Linked DNA regions of Homo sapiens: region 2 is linked to region 1. The links are chromatin loops, found by intact Hi-C in ENCODE. Cell type or tissue: B cell. All regions are shown on one strand. Each heading gives the region's core, and the rest is flanking DNA. Links, peaks and the distances in the headings are about the cores only.

Region 1 (9,180 bases), core at 668-8,667:
ATTTCTTTTAGAAATGTTTTGTAGAAAAATTTTCCACCTCCCCAGTTAGGTTTATTCCTAAGTATTTTATCTTTTTTGATACTACAGTAAATGGCATTGTTTTCTTGATTTTTTTTTTGGATTGGTCATTGTTAGTATACAAAAATACAACTATTTTTGTGTGTTGATTTTGTATCCTGAAACTTTGCTGAAATCATTTATTGCTTGTAGTTTTTGGTGGATTCTTTAGGTTTTTCTACATATAAGATTATTTCATCTGCAAATAATGATAATTTTACTTCTTCTTTTCCGGTTTGGGTACCTTTTACTTTTTTTACTTGTTTAATTGCTCTAGTTAGGATTTCCAGCACTATGTTGACTAGTAGTGGTGAAAGTGGGACTCCTTGCCCTGCTTCTAATCTTAGAGGGAAAGCTTTCATTTGTTTGCTGCCAAGTGTGATATTACCGATGGGCTTTTCATATATTACCTTTATTTTGTTGAATAAGTTTTTTTCTATTTCTAGTTCGTCACATTTTTTTTAATCAAGAAAGTGTCTTGAATGTTGTCAAATGCTTTTCCATACCAATTGAGATGATCATGTGTTTTTTTCCTCCATTTTGTTAATGTAGTATATGTTACACTGATTGATTTTTGTGTGTTGAACGATCCCTGTATTGCAGGTATAAATCCCACTTGGTTATGGTGTATATAATTCTTTTAATGTGCATTTTAATTCCATTTGCTAGTGTTCTGTTGAGGATTTTTGCATCAGGGATATTGGTCTGTAGTTTTCTTGTGTCTTTGTCTGGCTTTGGTGTCAGAGAAATGCAGGCCTCCTAGAATGTGTTTGAAAAGTGTTCCCTCTGTTTCAGTTCTTTGGAAGATAGCTGTTTGAGGAAGATTGATGTTAATTCTTTAAGTGTTCAGCAGAATTTTCCAGTGAAGTTCTCTGGTCCTGGGTTTTTCTTTGCTGAGAGGTTTTTGATTACTGCTTTAATCCCCTTAGTTATTATAAGTGTGTTCAAAGTTTTTATTTCTCCATGATTCACCCATGGAAAATTGTTTTTAGAGGTTTATCCATTTCTTGTAGATTATCCAATTTGTTGGCACATAATTGTTCCTAGTAGTCTCTTGTAATTCTTCTATTTCTGTGATATCAGTTGTTATGTTCCCTCTTTCATTTCTACTTTTAGTTATTTGAATCTTCTTTTTTTCTTAGCTAATCTAGCTAAGGGTTTATTAATTTTATTGATCTTTTCAAAAACCAACTCTAGGTTTCTTTGGGTTTTTTTCTGCTTTTTTTTTTCTATTTATTTATTTTTTTCTATTTATTTATCTGATCTAATCTTTATTTTTTTTTCTCCCTTCTGCTAATTTTGGGTTTAGTTTGTTTCTTTTTTTCAATTTCCTTGAGGTTGAAGTTAGGTTGCTGATTTTGAGATCTTTCTTCTTTTTTTTAATGTAAATGTTTACTGGTATAAACTTCCCTCTTTGTATGGCTTTTGCTATATATCATACATTTTGGTATATTTTTTTTTTTGTTTTCGTTTGTTTCTGGATTTTTTTCTAAATCCCTTGTGATTTCTTCTTTGACCCATTGGTTGTTTAGGGGCGAGTTGTTTAATTTCCACACATTTGTGTATTTTCTGGGTTTACTTTTCTGCTATTGACTTCTAGTTTCATTTTGTTGTAGTCAGAGAAGATACATTGCATAGTTTTAGTCTTCTTAAATTTGTTGGTGGGCGGCACTGGCTCACACCTGTAATCCCAACACTTTGGGAGGCTGAGGTGGGCAGGTCACTTGAGTTCAGGAGTTCAAGAGTTCAAGACCAGTCTGGGCAACATGACGAAATCCTGTCTCTAATAAAAATACAAAAAATTCACTGGGCATGGTGGTGCATACCAGTAGTCCCACCTACTCGGGAGTCTGAGGTGGGAGTATCAGTTGAGCCCAGGAGATTGAGGCTACAGTGAGCCTTGTGCTCTCCAGCCTGGGTGACAGAGTGAAAACCTGTCTTAAAAAAAATTGTTGGCTGGGCACGGTGGCCCACGCCTGTAATCCCAGCACTTTGGGAGGCTGAGGTGGGCAGATCACAAGGTCAGGAGATCGAGACCATCCTGGCTAACACGGTGAAACTCCGTCTCTACTAAAAATACAAAAAATTAGCCGGGCGTGGTGGCGGGCGCCTAGTAGTCCCAGCTACTAGGGAGGCTGAGGCAGGAGAATGGCGTGAACCCGGGAGGTGGAGCTTGCAGTGAGCCGAGATAGCGCCACTGCACTCCAGCCTGGGCGACACAGTGAGACTCTGTCTCAAAAAAAAAAAAAAAAAAAAATTGTTGAGATATTATGGGGCCTAACATGTGGTCTGTCTTGGAGAATGTTCCATATGCTCTTGAGAAGAATGTGTATTCTGCTGTTGTTGGGATCAGTGTTCTTTATGTCTGTCGGGTCCGTTTGATTATAGTGTTGTTTAAGTCCGATGTTTCCTTATTGATCTTCTGTCTGATCTATCCATAACTGAAGTAGAATATTGAAACCCCCTAGTATTATTGTGGTGGTGTTTGTTTCTTCTTTCAATTCTGTCAGTGTTGACTTCATATATCTGAGACCTCTATTATTAGGTGCATCTTTATTTAGAATTGTTATGTCTTTTCAGAGATTTGACTGACCCTTTTATTATTGTACAATGTCCTTCTTTGTCTCTTGTGACAGTTTTTGTCTTAAAGTCTTATTTTGTCTAAGTATGGCCATCCTTGTTTTCTTTCAGTTCTGGATTTCATGAATTATCTTTTTTCATTCTTTCACTTTTAACCTATGTGTGTCTTTTGATGTAAAGTAAGTTTCTTGTAGATAGTATATTAATAGATCTCATTAAAAATTTCCATTTGGCCTAACTGTGTCTTTTAATTGGGATGTTTGACCCATTTACATTTTTAGTGATTACTAATACAGAAAGACTTACTATTGCCATTTACTTTATTTTTTTGTATGTCTTGGAACTTTTTGTCTATCTTTTCCTCTCTTGCTGCTTTCTTTTGTGTTTCGTTGATTTTTTAAAATAGTGACGTATTTTGATTCCCTTTCTATTTCCTTTTGTGTATATTCAATAGATACTCATTTTGTAGTTACCATTGCAATTACATATCTTAAAGTTATAACAGTCTATTTATTACTTCAATGACAAATAAAATCTCTACTCTTTTACATCTCTGTCTCCCCTGCACTCTATTTTACCAATGACACCAGTGACCGCTTTTTATATTGCATATACATTAACTCAGATTTATAATTATTGTTTGTGCTTTTAGTCTTTAAGAAGTGATTTTAATGTGATCAAAAGATTTGAAAGGGGTACCAGATTTTAAAGTGATTCATGCACCTGCATTACCTTACTACGTCTATATTTATCTGTATATTTACCTTTACCAGGGAGTTTTATATTTTTATATGGTGCTTTATTACTGCTTATTGACCTTTCACTTCAACTTGAAAATGTTCCTTCAGCAGTAGGGCAGGTCTAGTGGTGATGAACTCACTCAGCTTTTGTTTATCTGGGAAAGTCTTAATTTCTTTCTTTCTTTCTTTCTTTTTTTTTTGAGATGGAGTCTTGCTCTGTTCCCCAGGCTGGAGTGCAGTGGCACAATCCCAGCTCACTGCAACCTCCACCTTGCTGCGCCCAGCCTGAACATTCTTTTTTTCTTTTCCTTTTTTTTGAGATGGAGTCTTGCTCTGTCGCCCAGGCTGAAGTGCAGTGGCGCGATCTCGGCTCACTGTAAGCTCCACCTTCCGGGTTCACGCCATTCTGCCTCAGCTTCCCGAGTAGCTAGGGTTACAGGTGCCCACCACCACACCCAGCTAATTTTTGTATTTTTAGTAGAGATGGGGTTTCACCGCGTTGTTCAGGCTGGTCGCGAACTCCTGACCTCAGGTGATCCACCTGCCTCGGTCTCCCAAAGTGCTGGGATTACAGGTGTGAGCCACCGCGCCTGGCCTTCTTTACTTTTGAATTACAATTTTGTCAGATATAATATTCTTGGCTGGCCAGTTTTTGTTTAGTATGTTTTAGCACTTTGAACATATCATTCCACCCTCTTCTAGCCTATAATAAAGTTTCTTCTGGGAAATCTGCTGATAATCTAATAGACGTTATCTTGTATTTGTTGGGTCACTTTCCTCTTATGGCTTTCAGGATTCTTTGTGACTTTTGACAACTTCATTATGATTCTTCTTGGTGTAGATCAATTTATTGTAGTTGGGGTTCTTTGAACTTTTTGAATTTGTATGTCCATTTCTATCCTCATATTTGGGAAGTTCAAATAGGCTCTCTTCTCCTTGTAGAACTCTCATAATGTGTATGTTGTTTCACTTTGTGCTGTCCATAGGTCCCTTAGGGTATCGCTATTTTTCTGTTATTCTTTTTTCTTTTTGCTCCTGTGCCTCAGTAATTTCAAAAGTCCTATCTTTAAGTTCACTGATTCTTCTGCCTGCTCAGGTCTGCTGTTTAGTCCTTCTAGTGAAATTTTCAATTCAGGTTTTGTATTCTTCAGTTTTAGAATTTCTGTTTGGCTCTTTATAGTTTCTATCTCTATTGATATTCTCATTTTGTTCATGCATCATATTCCAAATTTCATTTAGTTGTCTGTCTCTGCTCTCTTTTAATTTACTGAGCAATCTTATGACAGTTATTTTGAATTACTGGGCAGTTCATATGTCTTCATTTCTTTGGGGTTGGTTTCTGGAGTTTTAACTTGTTCCTTTGGATATACCATATTTTTGTTTATTTGTATATCTTGTTTTTTGTTGTTGGGATCTTGGCATTTGAAAAATCAGCCACCTCTCCCAGTCTTTGCAGTTTGGTTTTGTAGTGGAAGGATTTTCTTCAGTCAGCCTAGTTAAAGACTCTGGAGCCCTTTGAGCCTTTTCTGGGGCCATGTCCTCTCTGCTTGTGGGTGTAATCTCCTAATTGAAGTTGACTGGTTTCTAGTCAGGAGCTCTGCAGCACTGTGGCCTTGTTGGTATTGTAGTAAGCTGCAGTACTGGAGCTCCACCTAGTTTCTGTCTCTGGTACTGCAGCCTCTGGTGCCAACTGATGGCCTTTGTTCTTAGCTCCCAACCTGGTGCCCTGTTCCTGACACTATGATTTAGATGAGACAGAAATCATTCCCTCTGGCTGCACTCGAAAAAGTCAAAAACACTGGGTATACACCAACTTCTTTCTCTCCTTAGGGAGAAGTCGGGAATTGAGTGTTTCCTCACTGTGGTCTGTGCCCAAGAGAGGGCCTCTGGCTGTGGAATGCTCAGATTTTAAATCTGTGTCTCGTGTGGGGAATGTGTCTTGTGTGTCTGGGTTTCCTGTTTCTGTCTCGCTGATGTCACTCTCACACAGCCCTCTTTTACAGTAGAGGATCATGCTGTATGTACTGTCTGATAACCTTTTTTGCTGTCACTTAACATACTGTTGATAGGTACCTTGCTATGCCAGTAAATACAGATTGGTGTGATTTTTAATCCCTTCTTGAAGTCCTGTTATTCAGATATCATAATCAACCTTCTTGTTGGTCATTTAGATTGTTTCTAATTGTTCAGTTCTTTCGAAGTCAAATTCAATGAACATTCTTTTGTTTTTCAGAGACAGAGTCTGACTGTCACACAGGCTGGAGCGCAGTGGCACAGTCATAGCTCATGGCAGCCTCAAACACCTGGGCTCAAGTGATCCTCCTGTTTTAGCCTCCCAGGAAGCTGGGACTAAGGCATGCACCACCATACTGGGTTAATTTTTGTATTTCTTTTTGGTAGAGATGGGAGTATTGCTAAGTTGCCCAGGCTGGTCTTGAACTCCCGGCCTCAAATGATCCTGCTGCCTCTGCCTTTCAAAGAGCAGGTGTTACAGGTTTGAGCCACTGGTCCACTGGTGTCAGTGAGCTTTTTTTTTTTTTTTGGAGACAGGGTCTTCCTCTCTTGCCAAGGCTGGAGTGCAGTGGTGCAAACACAGTTCACAGCTCGCTGCATCCTTGACCTGGGTCATATGATCCTCCCACCTCAGCCTCCTGTGCGGCTGGGGCCACAGACATGCACCACCATGCCTGGCTAATTTTTTTTTTTTTTACTTTTTGTAAAAACAGGGTCTCACTTTGTTGCCCAGGCTGTTTTTGTTTGTTTGTTCGAGACATAGTCTCCCTCTAGCCCAGGCTGGACTGCAATGGTGTGATCTCAGCTCACTGCACCCTCTGCCTCCCGGGTTCAAGTGATTCTCCTGCCTCAGCCTCCCAAGTAGGTGGGATTACAGGCACTTGGCACCAGGCCTGGCTAATTTTTTGTATTTTTAGTGGAGACAGGGTTTCACCATGTTGGCCAGGCTGGTTTCAAACTCCTGACCTCAAGTGATCCACCTGTCTCAGCCTCACAAAGTGCTGGGATTACAGGTGTGAGCCACCACACCCAGCCTGAACATTCTTAAAATAATCACATTTGCCCAAAAATTATGCCTCAGGAAAGAGGGAGTTGCTTTATATTCAAGTCTTCACATACGCTTATTATGTGGAATTCTCTCAGTGAGTTCATTGTCATCTACAGAGTATTAGTGGGAAAAACATATTAGCCTAAAAAGTTCTCAGTTAATGGTAGTTTTAAATGTTCATACAGGTTAGATTTTACCTGTGACATTTTGTTGAAGACTAAGATGAGAGGTGATGTGGCAAAGGAATTTATTCCAGACGTCATAATTATCCCCTTGGGATATGACTCCAGGTTTGCATGGTTTGGGAATGTATCACATCCATGACTCTTAAAGAATGCTTTCCAAAAGGCAGTAGAGTCAGGGGTTACTTTGTGATTGTCATAGACATACCCCTCAGGGGAAAGGGAGATGCTGTGGCTTGGAATGGAGTTTCCACTGACAGCATCATACGGTTTCATAAAGTGCTTTATTGCAAAAAACTCTGAGTTGAACACGGTGCCTTCTGGAAAACTGATAGATGATGCAGGCACTTCACAGGTGGTGCTTGAGTAAGTCTTACGGTAGCGCATAAGAAAGCGCGTTATGGGCCGGGCGCAGTGGCTCACGCCTGTAATCCCAACACTTTGAGAGGCCGAGGCGGGTGGATCACCTGAGGTCAAGGGTTCGAGACCAGCCTGGCCAACATGGTGAAACCTCATCTCTACTAAAAATACAAAAAAAATTAGCTAGGCGTGGTGGCGTGTGCCTGTAGTCTCAGCTACTTGGGGAGGCTGAGGCAGGAGAATCACTTGAACCCAAGAGGCAGAGGTTACAGTGAGCCGAGATTGTACCACTGCACTCCAGTGTGGGCGACAGAGGGAAACTCCATCTCAAAAATAAAAAATAAAAATAAAAAAAGAGCACATTACATCAGGCAGTCCCACCTCCAGCGAGGCTGAGAGTAATCAGTGGGTTCCATATGCCTGCCTCATTGCTGCATTATAAATTTAGCTCTCCAGCAGCTGTTCCACTTAAGGTTTCAGCATCCATTGATTATTTTTCCCTAGATCACTTATTTCATTAGCGGTTTCCAAGTGGTGCTTTCCTAATTCTGTAATTGCTAATGCTCTTAGCTTAGTTCTAAATGCTATGTTGAGTTCTTCTATAAAGAATTTTTCTTCCTTTATTAGATTACCTTGAAAAACAGTTCTTAAAGAAAGGCTGGAGTAAATGCTTGATTTCATGCTCTTACTAATTTTTAAAGTTGGTGCCTTAGCAATCTACAGTTGTGGCTGTTTTTAAAGTATCATTATGTTACCTATTGGGTACTATGTTCACCATTTGGATGGTGGGCTCAATAGAAGCCCAAACCCCAGCATTATGCAATCTATCCATGTAACAGACCTGCACATGCATCCCCTTAAAAACAATGTATCGTTATGAAGTGATGGATATTTAAAATACATTTGATTTGCCACAGTCCATTGCAATCATTATTCTTATTGATGCTTTCATTGGTACATCATAATCCAGTGGGAACCCCTTCAAATTGGCTTTTGTATCCTTTCTATATAAGTCCAGCAATCTTTTTGGGGGCTCAAGTGATCCTCCTGCCTTAGCCTTCCAAGTAGCTAGTATTACAGGTACCCACCCCCATGCCTGGCTAATTTTTTAATTTTTTGTAGAGATGAGGTCTTGCTCTGTTGCCTAGGCTCATCTTGAACTCCTGGGCAACTCAAGCCATCTACCTGCTTGGGCCCCCCGAAGTGCTGGGATTACAGGCGTGAGCCACTGTGCCTGGCCTCAGTAATTGTGATTGTTTCTTTGATGATTGGCACATCTTGCGCATTTCCTATCCCAGATCTGGAATCGATCATTGAGGAGTGCTATTCCTCTTCAGGGTGTGTGGTATATAGAAGCACAATCTGGGCGCTTAAAGGTGCTCATTGCTATTGTCTTGTTTTTGCTTCTAGGACTTTCAGCAAGAAAAAGTGTATTTTATTTTACAGAGGAAAAAAAAATCACACGTTTGTATTGATAGTTCCAATTCAAACTGGATTAAGATGTAAGATTTTAGGGTTATAATAAAATTATAGGACTTTTACTTAGCTTTTCAAATTTTTACGTGTATTTATTTTCTTTTATATTGAAAGCCTTGGTTTTCAATAATATCCTAATAATATAATTTTTTATTCTGTAATATACGTAAAATAGCTTCACAATATCAATACCATTATCACTACTAACAGTAAGACTACTAAATTCAGTTTAAACTTTCTTTGTGCTTTCTACCCCATAGAATGTATCCTGATATCCTCCTTCTCTTTTTCCCCCTCCCTCCCCATAACTTCTGCTGTGATAAGACCTTTATCTTGTGCTCTCTCTGCCCCATCCACTCACATGTCAGCATCATTCCAGCTGTCTTACTTGGAAAGGATGTCCTCATTTTCCTCATTGTTATTTCCCATAGAAAGGAGTGGCTTAGTTGACTTACGATGTATTTCTTCCATTTTGTTTTCTTCACTTTCTTTTAATAATATCTAGCTTTATATTTTTATTGTTTTTACCATTGTCTTCTTCATTTTCATGATAAAGGTATGCTTGTATTTTTCCATAATAATATCCTTCTCTCAATACCTTTCTTTTTTTGATGTATTAATATGATTGTTCAATTTTCTCTAGCTTGAAGATGATATTATTGTCAAACAAAATTATTTTAATACCATAAAAAATTTTGCACTTCAACTTTCTTCTGAGGAATGG
Region 2 (9,180 bases), core at 602-8,601, 240 kb after region 1:
TGGGAAGATGTGCACAGCTCAGCCCAACCCTTCCCTTATGCTGGAAAACCACTCCAGGCACTGGCAAAAATGTTCTTGGAATTCTCTTCCCTGATTATTAGCCTGTCTTTGTATACAACAGTCACACGCACAAGATTTCTCTCCTCTGATTCAGTTAGGAAAGATATGGACTGTGCTTAAATCCAACATTGGCAAATCAAATGTATGAATAAAAATTTGCATAACCACCCAAAATGGATGGAAAAATTAAATCATTCTGTCAAAGCAAACTTTGTTGTCTGGGTCTAAGATTTACAACTGCTGCCATCAACCATGAAGAGCTGGTCCACATGGCTCAGTGGCTATACCAGAACCCATGGCAAAATACCATCCAAATGACTTGTAATGTGTCATTCATAACTGTCTAGTCTTAGGCAATTTTACTGGGAGTATAAGATTTCTGTTAACATATGAATTAAAATTTCATTTTAACACTTGAAAGTATATCTGAAGTTAAAAAAATTTCCAACATTTAAGAAAATCTTGAAATTCTCATCTTACAGTCATTGCCTTGGTGAAACAGAACTAGGATTATTTCAAAGGAACTGTCAAAAGAGCTTTGAATTTTTTTTTTTTTTTTGAGACAGGGTTTCACTTTTATCCCCCAGGCTAGAGTAAAATGGGTGATCTGGGCTCACTGCAACCTCTACCTCCTGGGCTCAAGCGATTCTCTTGCCCCAGCCTCCTGAATAGCTGGGACAACAGGCACATGCTACTGTACCCGGCTTATTATTACTATTATTATTTTTTGAAGACAGGGTCTCATTCTCTTAACCAGGCTGGAGTGCAGTGGTGCGATATCCACCCACTGCAACCTCCGCCTCCCCAGTTCAAGCAATTCTCGTACCTCAGCTTCCTGAGTAGCTGGGGTTACAGGTGTGTGACACTACACCCAGCTAATTTTTGTACTTTTAGTAGCGATGGGGTTTCACCATGTTGGCCAGGCTGGTTTTGAACTCCTGACCTCAAGTGATCTGCCTGCCTCAGCCTCCCAAAGTGCTGGGGTTACAGGTGTGAGTCACCATGTCCGGCCTGAAATACATGCTATTTTTTTTTTTTTATTTTGAGATGGAGTCTCACTTTCGTTGCCCAGGCTGGAGTGCAGTGGCACAATCTTGGCTCACCACAACTTCTGCCTCCTGAGTTCAAGCGACTCTCCTGCCTCAGCCTCCCAAGTAGCTGGGATTACAGGCACACACCACCATGCCTGGCTAATTTTTGTATTTTTAGTAGAGACGGGGTTTCACCATGTTGGCCAGGCTGGTTTCGAACTCCTGACCTCGGGTGATCCCCCACCTTGGCCTCCCAAAGTTCTGGGATTACAGGCATAAGCCACCATGTTCAGCCCATGCTTCCTTTTTAAAAAGAGCTCATCCTCAGAATCTAAAGCCATCATTGTCTGGGAGCCAGTGAGCTTCAGGGTTGCCACACATTTAAGGATGCTGTCATCAGATTCTTGTCAACTACAGCTGCCACTGTGTAGCAGTTACTAGACACAAAGCCTGGTTTCTGGTGTAACTGCCTTGTCTTAGGGACAGGCAACTTTTAAAGACCCATGCCATGGGCATGGATTTTTTCTTAAAAGTCTTGCTTTGTTGTAGTCTTGTGAAATCCATTCATCATGAAATGCCTGTGTCAATGAACTGAACATGGATGTTCCCCCCAAATTTGTATGTTGAAATCCTAACCCCTAAGGTGATGATACTAGGAAGCGGGTCCTTTGGAAGGTGATTAAGTCAGAAGGGTAAAGTCCCCATGAATGGGATTCATATTCTTGTAGAAGAAGGCCTAGAGAGTTCATTCACTGCTTCTACCATGTGAGGACACAAAGAGAAGATGCCATCTCTGAACCAGGAAGAGGCCCTCACCAGACACCGAATCTGCTGGCACCTTGATCTTGGACCTCCCAGCCTCCAGAGCTGTGAGCAACAAATTTCTCCAGGCACAGGGAGATGCAATAGCCCTGAAGGCAGCCTGTTGGCAGCAACGTTAACCCCCCTCTAGAGCCTTGAACGCAGTGCCTTTGGCTGACAAAACGTCTGGAAACATGGTACCATATCAGGGGAACCAGCCCCCGATATTTCAATGTAGGTTCTTTTCTATTTTCCCTGTCAGTCAGTCTGAGAAATAAAGGGAAAGAGTACAAAAGAGACAAATGTTAAACTGGGTGTCCGGGGGAGACGTCACATGTTAGCAGGTCCCATGATGCCCCCTGAGCCGTAAAACCAGCAAGTTTTTATTAGCAATTTTCAAAGGGGAGGGAGTGTACAAATAGAGTGTGGGTCACAGAGATCATATGCTTCAAGGGCAACAAAAGATCACAAGGCAGAAGGTCAGGGTGAGATCACAAGGTCACGGTGAAACTAGAATTACTAATGAAGTTCCATGTCCTGCTGTGCACGCATTGTCGTTGATAAACATCTTAACAGGTTCAAGAGCAGAGAACCGGTCTGACTGGAATTCGCCAGGCTGGAATTTCCTAATCCTAGCAAGCCTGGGGGTGCTGCAGGAGGCCAGGGTGTGTTTCATCCCTTATCTGCAACTGCATAAGGCAGACACCCTCCAGAGCGGCCATTTTAGAGGCCCCCCCCGGGAATGCATTCTTTTCCCAGGGCTGTTAATTATTAATATTCCTTACTGGGGAAAGAATTCAACGATATTTCTCTTACCCGTTTGCAGTAATAAGAGAAATATGGCTCTGTCCTACCTGGCTCCCAGGCAGTCAGACCTAATGTTTATCGCCCTTGTTCCCTGAACATTGCTGTTATCCTGTTCTTTTTTCAAGGTGCCCAGATTTCATATTGTTCAAACACACATGCTTTACAAACAATTTGTGCAGTTAATGCAATCATCACAGGGTCCTGAGGTGACATACATCCTCAGCTTATGAAGACAACGGGATTAAGAGATTAAAGTAAAGACAGGCATAGGAAATTATAAAAGTATTAATTTGGAGAACTAACAAATGTCCATGAAATCTTCACAATTTATATTCTTCTGTCACGGCTTCAGCAGGTCCCTCCGTTCAGGGTCCCTGACTTCCCGCAACAGTACCACTTGCTTGTTTAAATCCTCCAAATCCAACTCTCTGAGTCTGGGACTGCATGGGAGGGGAGAAATAATCTGAACAGTTGTGAAGATTCTGCCTGGTGTTCTGCTGCTGAAATGAGCGGGGATCCTGAGAGCATCTCAGATAGTGAGCAGCTCACCACACTGACAGCCACCACCCCAGGACCCAGGCACACAGTATTATTTAAGTTGATATAGTATTAATTTTTCAATATGAACAGTGATAACAAACATAAAGCCATTGTTTAAAATTATGTAAAACATCCAACATAAAATAGAAGTTTCAAGTTCTTGGTAACAGTGACTCAAAATCACTAAGATTTATTAATCTGTCATGAAATAGATGCACATTTTGCTTTTGTGGAAATGAAATTCTTCAACAGTTTTAATGCATATGTGTTCCGTGATCTCTCTCTCTTTTTTTTTAATAGAAATGATCATTGCACTTGCCAGTTTTTCCTGCAACATTGTAAATCTTAAGAAGTTTTAAAGTAACTTTAATTTTGAGAAGCTATGTTCTCCACTGGCAACTGTTACTGGCTAAGTTAAATATATGCTAAAGAACTCAGAAATGAATTCAATAAATATTGCTGCCAGTATGCTGCAAGTCTGGTGGGAGTCAAAACATTAGTTCTGATTAAGAACCCATGTCTCTGTTGTTATGGGAAAAGGATTAATGCAAAGCAGCCCTGTCTAGATAAGAATTTGACCTTCTGCCCTCAAGAATTGTCATAGTATACGGCGCATTAGCATAGACCCTCTACTGCCATCTGCTGGAAATCTGCCATAGTAAATATCAAAAAAATCCATGATGGCGAGACTGCGGGACACCTCTTAAGAAGGTCCCTTTTGGGCAGTGCACAACTAGAGCAACCATATGTGGCATTCCTGAATATGGTCATTAAAAACAAGCTGACTCCTTCCTCTGGGTCCCAGCCAAAGAGTGATCAATCTGCTCCACTGAAGGGAATACTGGTTATGGAGGACCTAACCAGACTGTATGCAGAGGGCAATTCAAGAGATTTCCTATGGTAATTTGACTCCTTTTTTTTTTTTTTTTTTTGAGACAGAGTCTCACTCTGTCGCCCTGGCTGGAGTGCAGTGGTGTGATTTCAGCAACATCTACCCCTCTGGTTCCAGCAATTCTCCTGCCTCAGCCTTCTGAGTAACTGGGATTACAGGCACCGGCCAACACACTCGGCTAATTTTGTGTTTTTAGTAGAGATGGGGTTTCACCATGTTGTCCAGGCTGGTCTTGAACTCCTGACCTCAGGTGATCCACCCGCCTCAGCCTCCCAAAGTGCTGGGATTATAGGTGTGAACCACTGTGCCTGGCCCAGTTTTGACAACTTTTGATCACCTCCTTACCCAGCACTTATATAAGGGGTGACTCAGTTTTCCTGGCATATTTAGCTGGCAGAAAATATGACTGACTCTATTATGTGTATATGAAATAGCATCAAATTTGAGAGCAAATATGAACACATGAAAGGAAGCTGTGGAATTATGTGAATTCTGAGGGTTTTCTTAGCTGATTTTAGTTTGCATGGACAACTAGATATCTATGTTGTGACTGTTCCCTTTCCAGAGAGCAGAGTTGTCACTGGGAAGTGGCCACCTAGTCAAGGATCACAATTTCCCCTCCCTCTTCTCCACTCACCCCCACTTGCTTCTAGATGTGACAAGCTTTCACCAATAGAAGTGACACGTGTCTCTTCTACAAGGTGAATATGAAGCAGATGTACCTTTTCCGTCTCCCCTGCCCTGCCTGCAGGCTGCCTGCAGAGCTCTGCACTCTGAGGGAAGGGCAAAGCTGAAAAATAGTGCCTGGAGCCCTGCCATCTGGGAGCACTCATACTGCACTGTTGCTGAGTGAGAACCTTGCATTGCATCAAGCCACCAAATGCTGGGAGGTTATTCATCACAGTGGCTAGCATTATCTTAATTAATATGATTTGCTATTAATGCATTTAACGCATTTTGTTGGCCAGTAAATGACTAGTAATACCATGGAGCAAAAGTTACAGAAACTTTTATGGAAGAAAAATGAAAAAAATTGAAGCCATTACTTTTTTCTGAAAATTGGCAAAAGACTGCTCTTCCTAAATTCCAAAGCAAAGTACTTGTGTGACTCACACACGTATTCCATGGAACATGGCTTTGAGAACCCCTGAACAGGCTTTTTGGAAGGCTCCTTTCTGCTCACTCTTTCAGAAGAACAGCATCTAAGGTGGTGGGTACAGGTTGTGGCAAACTCCACCTTTGCCAGGCCTCTCTCTGAATACCCTTATTATTGCAGGTGTTCACCCTCACATGATCCAAGGATAGAATGTGAGGGCCTGGGACCTCTCCAAAGTCTTCTTTCCTTTTTTTTTTTTTTTTTTTTTTTTTTGAGACAGAGTTTTGCTCTTGTTGCCCAGGCTGGAGTGCAATGGCACTATCTCGGCTCACTGCAACATCCGCCTCCCAGGTTCAAGCGATTCTCCTGCCTCAGCTTCCCGAGTAGCTGGGATTACAGGTGTGCGCCACCACACCCTGCTAATTTTGTATTTTTAGTAGAGACGGGTTTTCTCCATGTTGGTCAGGCTGGTCTCAAAGTCCCAACCTCTGGTGATCTTGGCCTCGCGAAGTGCTGGGATTACAGGTATGAGCCACTGTGCCAGCCCAAAGCCTACTTTTCTATAAAGATGAACATATTTGGCTGGGAGCAGTGGTTCACGCCTGTAATCCCAGCATTTTGAGAGGCTGCAGCAGGCAGATCGCTTGAGCCCAGGAGTTCGAGACTAGCCTGGGCAACATGGTGAAACCCCGTCTCTACAAAAAATAAAAAAAAAAATAGTGGGGCATGGTGGCATGTGCCTGTGGTCCTAGCTATTTGGGAGACTGAGGTGGGGGTGAGAGGATCCTTTGAGTCCAGGAGGTCGAGGCCGCAGTGAGCCATGATCATGCCACTGCTCTCCACTCTCCAGCCTGGGTGACAGAGCGAGACCTTGTCTCAGAAAACAAACAAACAAACAAACAAAAAAAAAAACCATATTTCAGGAGATGAGGTTATGAGAAAGAAGTGCCACAGTATGCTGGAATCTAAATAGAAATTTAAAAAAAAATCCTAGATCAGAATAACCTCATTAATAAGCCCAAGTATTTACATCCCACCCAGATATTTGGCTTCTCTGGAGCTCAGGACCAATCTTGTAAGGTTCTCCTTGTCTATCGCTGATTAAGGAAATTCTCCAGCTTCTTTGTTCTGATTTAGCATTATTGTTAGTGAACCAGGGCAGGGTTTTACTGTTTATTAATTGATTCAGTCTCTCGCCACTAAATTCAAGATTAATAGACTCATTGAATAGTAACATTAATATAGCCTTTGACTCTACAGCACTAGCATTTGAAACCACCACATCAAAGTGGCGATCTTAATATAGATGCCTACCTATCACTTAGTTTTAATTTCTAGACATGTAGCTTAAGTATTTAAATGCACCAACGAAAGCTCATCTTCTAATTTTATTACAACAAACTCACTGCTAGAAACCATGAAAGAACACACTACTGATTATAGCAGGACCCAGAATTTGGGGAGCATAAATTTTACACACTAGGGGAAGAGTATTTCAAAAAAGAATACTGAATTACAAATTCAAAACCATAAACAAAAGCATTTATTTAGACCAAGAAAAATCACACTGTATTATAAATTTAAAATGCCACTAACATCCCAAAATCCAGAACAATACTTTATTAGTATTTTATTACTATTTTATTAGTCAAGTGGTTAATACAATGTTTGCTACATTTTTTGGCTGTCAACTCTGATCGCTTCTTCATATAGCAACAATCCATATAATTTTTGATAAAGAGAATATAGAAGAAATTGTGTCTTTCCTGTAGAATTGTTCATCCGAAATTGTGTTGTTTTAATTACTGCTGCTTCAGAAAGGTTTATTTTGGCTCCACAACTCATCATTGGTAAATGTATGTATTAAATACATTTTCAGAATTGCTGTTAAATTTGGAGACCCGTCTATCAATTTTTTTCCCTCTATGAACTAGCCTAGCTGTAGTCACTATTTGTAGCCCCACCGCACATTTGTGAACTTCAAAACACTGGAATTCTGACTAATTTCATGTGATTCTCATCAAAAAAGGAAAATATTATGATGTACTTAAAACTGTACTTGTTGCATTATCAAGCATATTTCTGATTTCTGACATGCATTCCATCTGACTAGGTGTTGATGATAACTGCTTACAATTTTACATGTCTAATGGCTGGAAAAATTTTTTACAGAGTAACTTCTGACTGTGTGTTGCAGATAAGAAGTTGTGCTCAGGCTGGGCGCAGTGGCTCACGACTAATCCCAGCACTTTGGGAGGCCGAGGTGGGTGGATCACCTGAGGTTGGGAGTTCGAGACCAGCCTGACCAACATGGAAAAACCCAATCTCTATTAAAAATACAAAATTAGCTGGGTGTGGTGGCGCATGTCTGTAATCCCAGCTACTCAGGAGGCTGAGGCAGGAGAGTCGCTTGAACCTGGGAGACGGAGGTTGCCGTGAGCCGAGATCGCGCTATTGCACTCCAGCCTGGGCAACAAGAGCGAAACTCCGTCTAAAAAAAAGAAGTTATACTTAAAGCTACAGAGTAAGGTAATGTTAGTGCAATCATCCTCCACGTACCCACACACACACAGGCATGTTAGGTCAAGTTCATGTCATGGTACAAGCACTGAGCCTCCACGTTTGAGCCACAGTGTTGGGTGAGCCAGCACAATAACTGCTAGGAACATCCTCAGATGCCATCTCTACACTGTGGTGGCTCACAATAACATTGCTATCCTGTTGTATTTTAACTATTCAAATATATATATGTATTTGATATATATAAATATACATATTTAATTCAGCAAGCAATTGAGTTAGGTGTAAGTTGGAAAGATTCAGATAACATACTTGCAGATAGTTTCAAGTACTTCATACCAGTGCTTCTCAAATGCTAATGGACAACACGAATCCCCTGGGGTCTTGTCAAAATGCACATTCTGACTCAGTAAGTCTAGGGTGGGCCCAAGATTCTGCATTTTTCTAACAAGATCCCAGGTGAACTTGATGCTGCTAGTAAAGCGACCTCACTCTGAGTAGTGACCTTGTTGGTTTTGGGGATTTTCTTAAAATTACTTTAGAAACTCTATGGATCAAAATGCTTCTTCACAATACGTAAGCTTGAAGTTTATTTTTTATAAAATTCAGCCAGCTGACTAATGCTGTCTGTTTTTCACAAGACTGGCTTTAGTCATTTAAGGTGAAGAGTTACACTATCGCAGAGAAAAGTTCAGCTTTCGGATAAAGAACAAGAATAAATAGCAAGTGGCATCCTCCCGCCCCTCAACATAAGCAGCCGTGACTGCCAAGGTGGGAGAGAAAACAGTATCTGAAAACACCCTGATCCCCTCCCACCTTCACTCTGCAGTTGACACCCTGTGGCCATTATCAGGATAAGCTACAAGAGGGAACTTACTTCTCTGGAGTCATCCATTTGTTCCAGATTCAAACCAACTTTAGCTTTGATCTGCTTTTCTCCTTAAAACAATCCAACAAACAATCGTGGCTGTTCCTGTGACTTGAGTTAAACAGTGTGGGTTTCTGTTATGTTTGTTTGTTTTTACTCAAGTCTTAATTTGTAACCATTTCTCCTTTTTTTTTTTTTTTGAGAGGGAATGTTGCTCTGTCAGCCAGGCTGGAGTGCAGTGGTGCAATCTTGGCTCACTGCAACCTCCACCTCCCAGGTTCGAGTGATTCTCCTGCCTCAGCCTCCCGAGTAGCTGGGACTACAGGCACCCGCCACCACACCTGGCTAATTTTTGAATTTTTAGTAGAGACAGGGTTTCACCATGTTGGGCAGGCTGGTCTCGAACTTCTGACCTTAGGTGATCTGCCCACCTCGGCCTCCCAATGTGCTGGGATTACAGGCGTGAGCCACAGCACCTGACTCACTCTATGTCTTTTTATTGGAGAGTTTAGTTCATTCACATTCAATGTTATTATTGATAAGTAAGACTTACTCTTGCCATTTT

What was found. Peaks named below come from ENCODE experiments on the same cell type or tissue, not always from the same donor. Only the 100,000 strongest peaks of a DNase experiment are listed, where the experiment ranks them.
Region 2: a loop joins it to region 1, with 13 times the contacts of the local background. A loop is called at or near these places in 5 of 110 quality-filtered maps.

The regions. Positions count from the first base shown.
Region 1 is chr2:98,645,462-98,654,641 of GRCh38, reverse strand. MGAT4A (alpha-1,3-mannosyl-glycoprotein 4-beta-N-acetylglucosaminyltransferase A) reads left to right here. Exons shown (of 16, transcript NM_012214.3): 9 at 9,100-9,180. Among named protein-coding and RNA genes, the nearest start is that of UNC50, 41 kb to the right of the region's middle. In B cell, for the core only: CTCF peaks have their summits at 4,825 and 5,025; a DNase peak (open chromatin) is centred at 5,031.
Region 2 is chr2:98,407,735-98,416,914 of GRCh38, reverse strand. No RefSeq gene overlaps it. Among named protein-coding and RNA genes, the nearest start is that of INPP4A, 33 kb to the left of the region's middle. RefSeq lists an enhancer at 3,726-3,775. In B cell, for the core only: CTCF peaks have their summits at 3,659 and 3,860 (motif pointing left); a DNase peak (open chromatin) is centred at 3,874.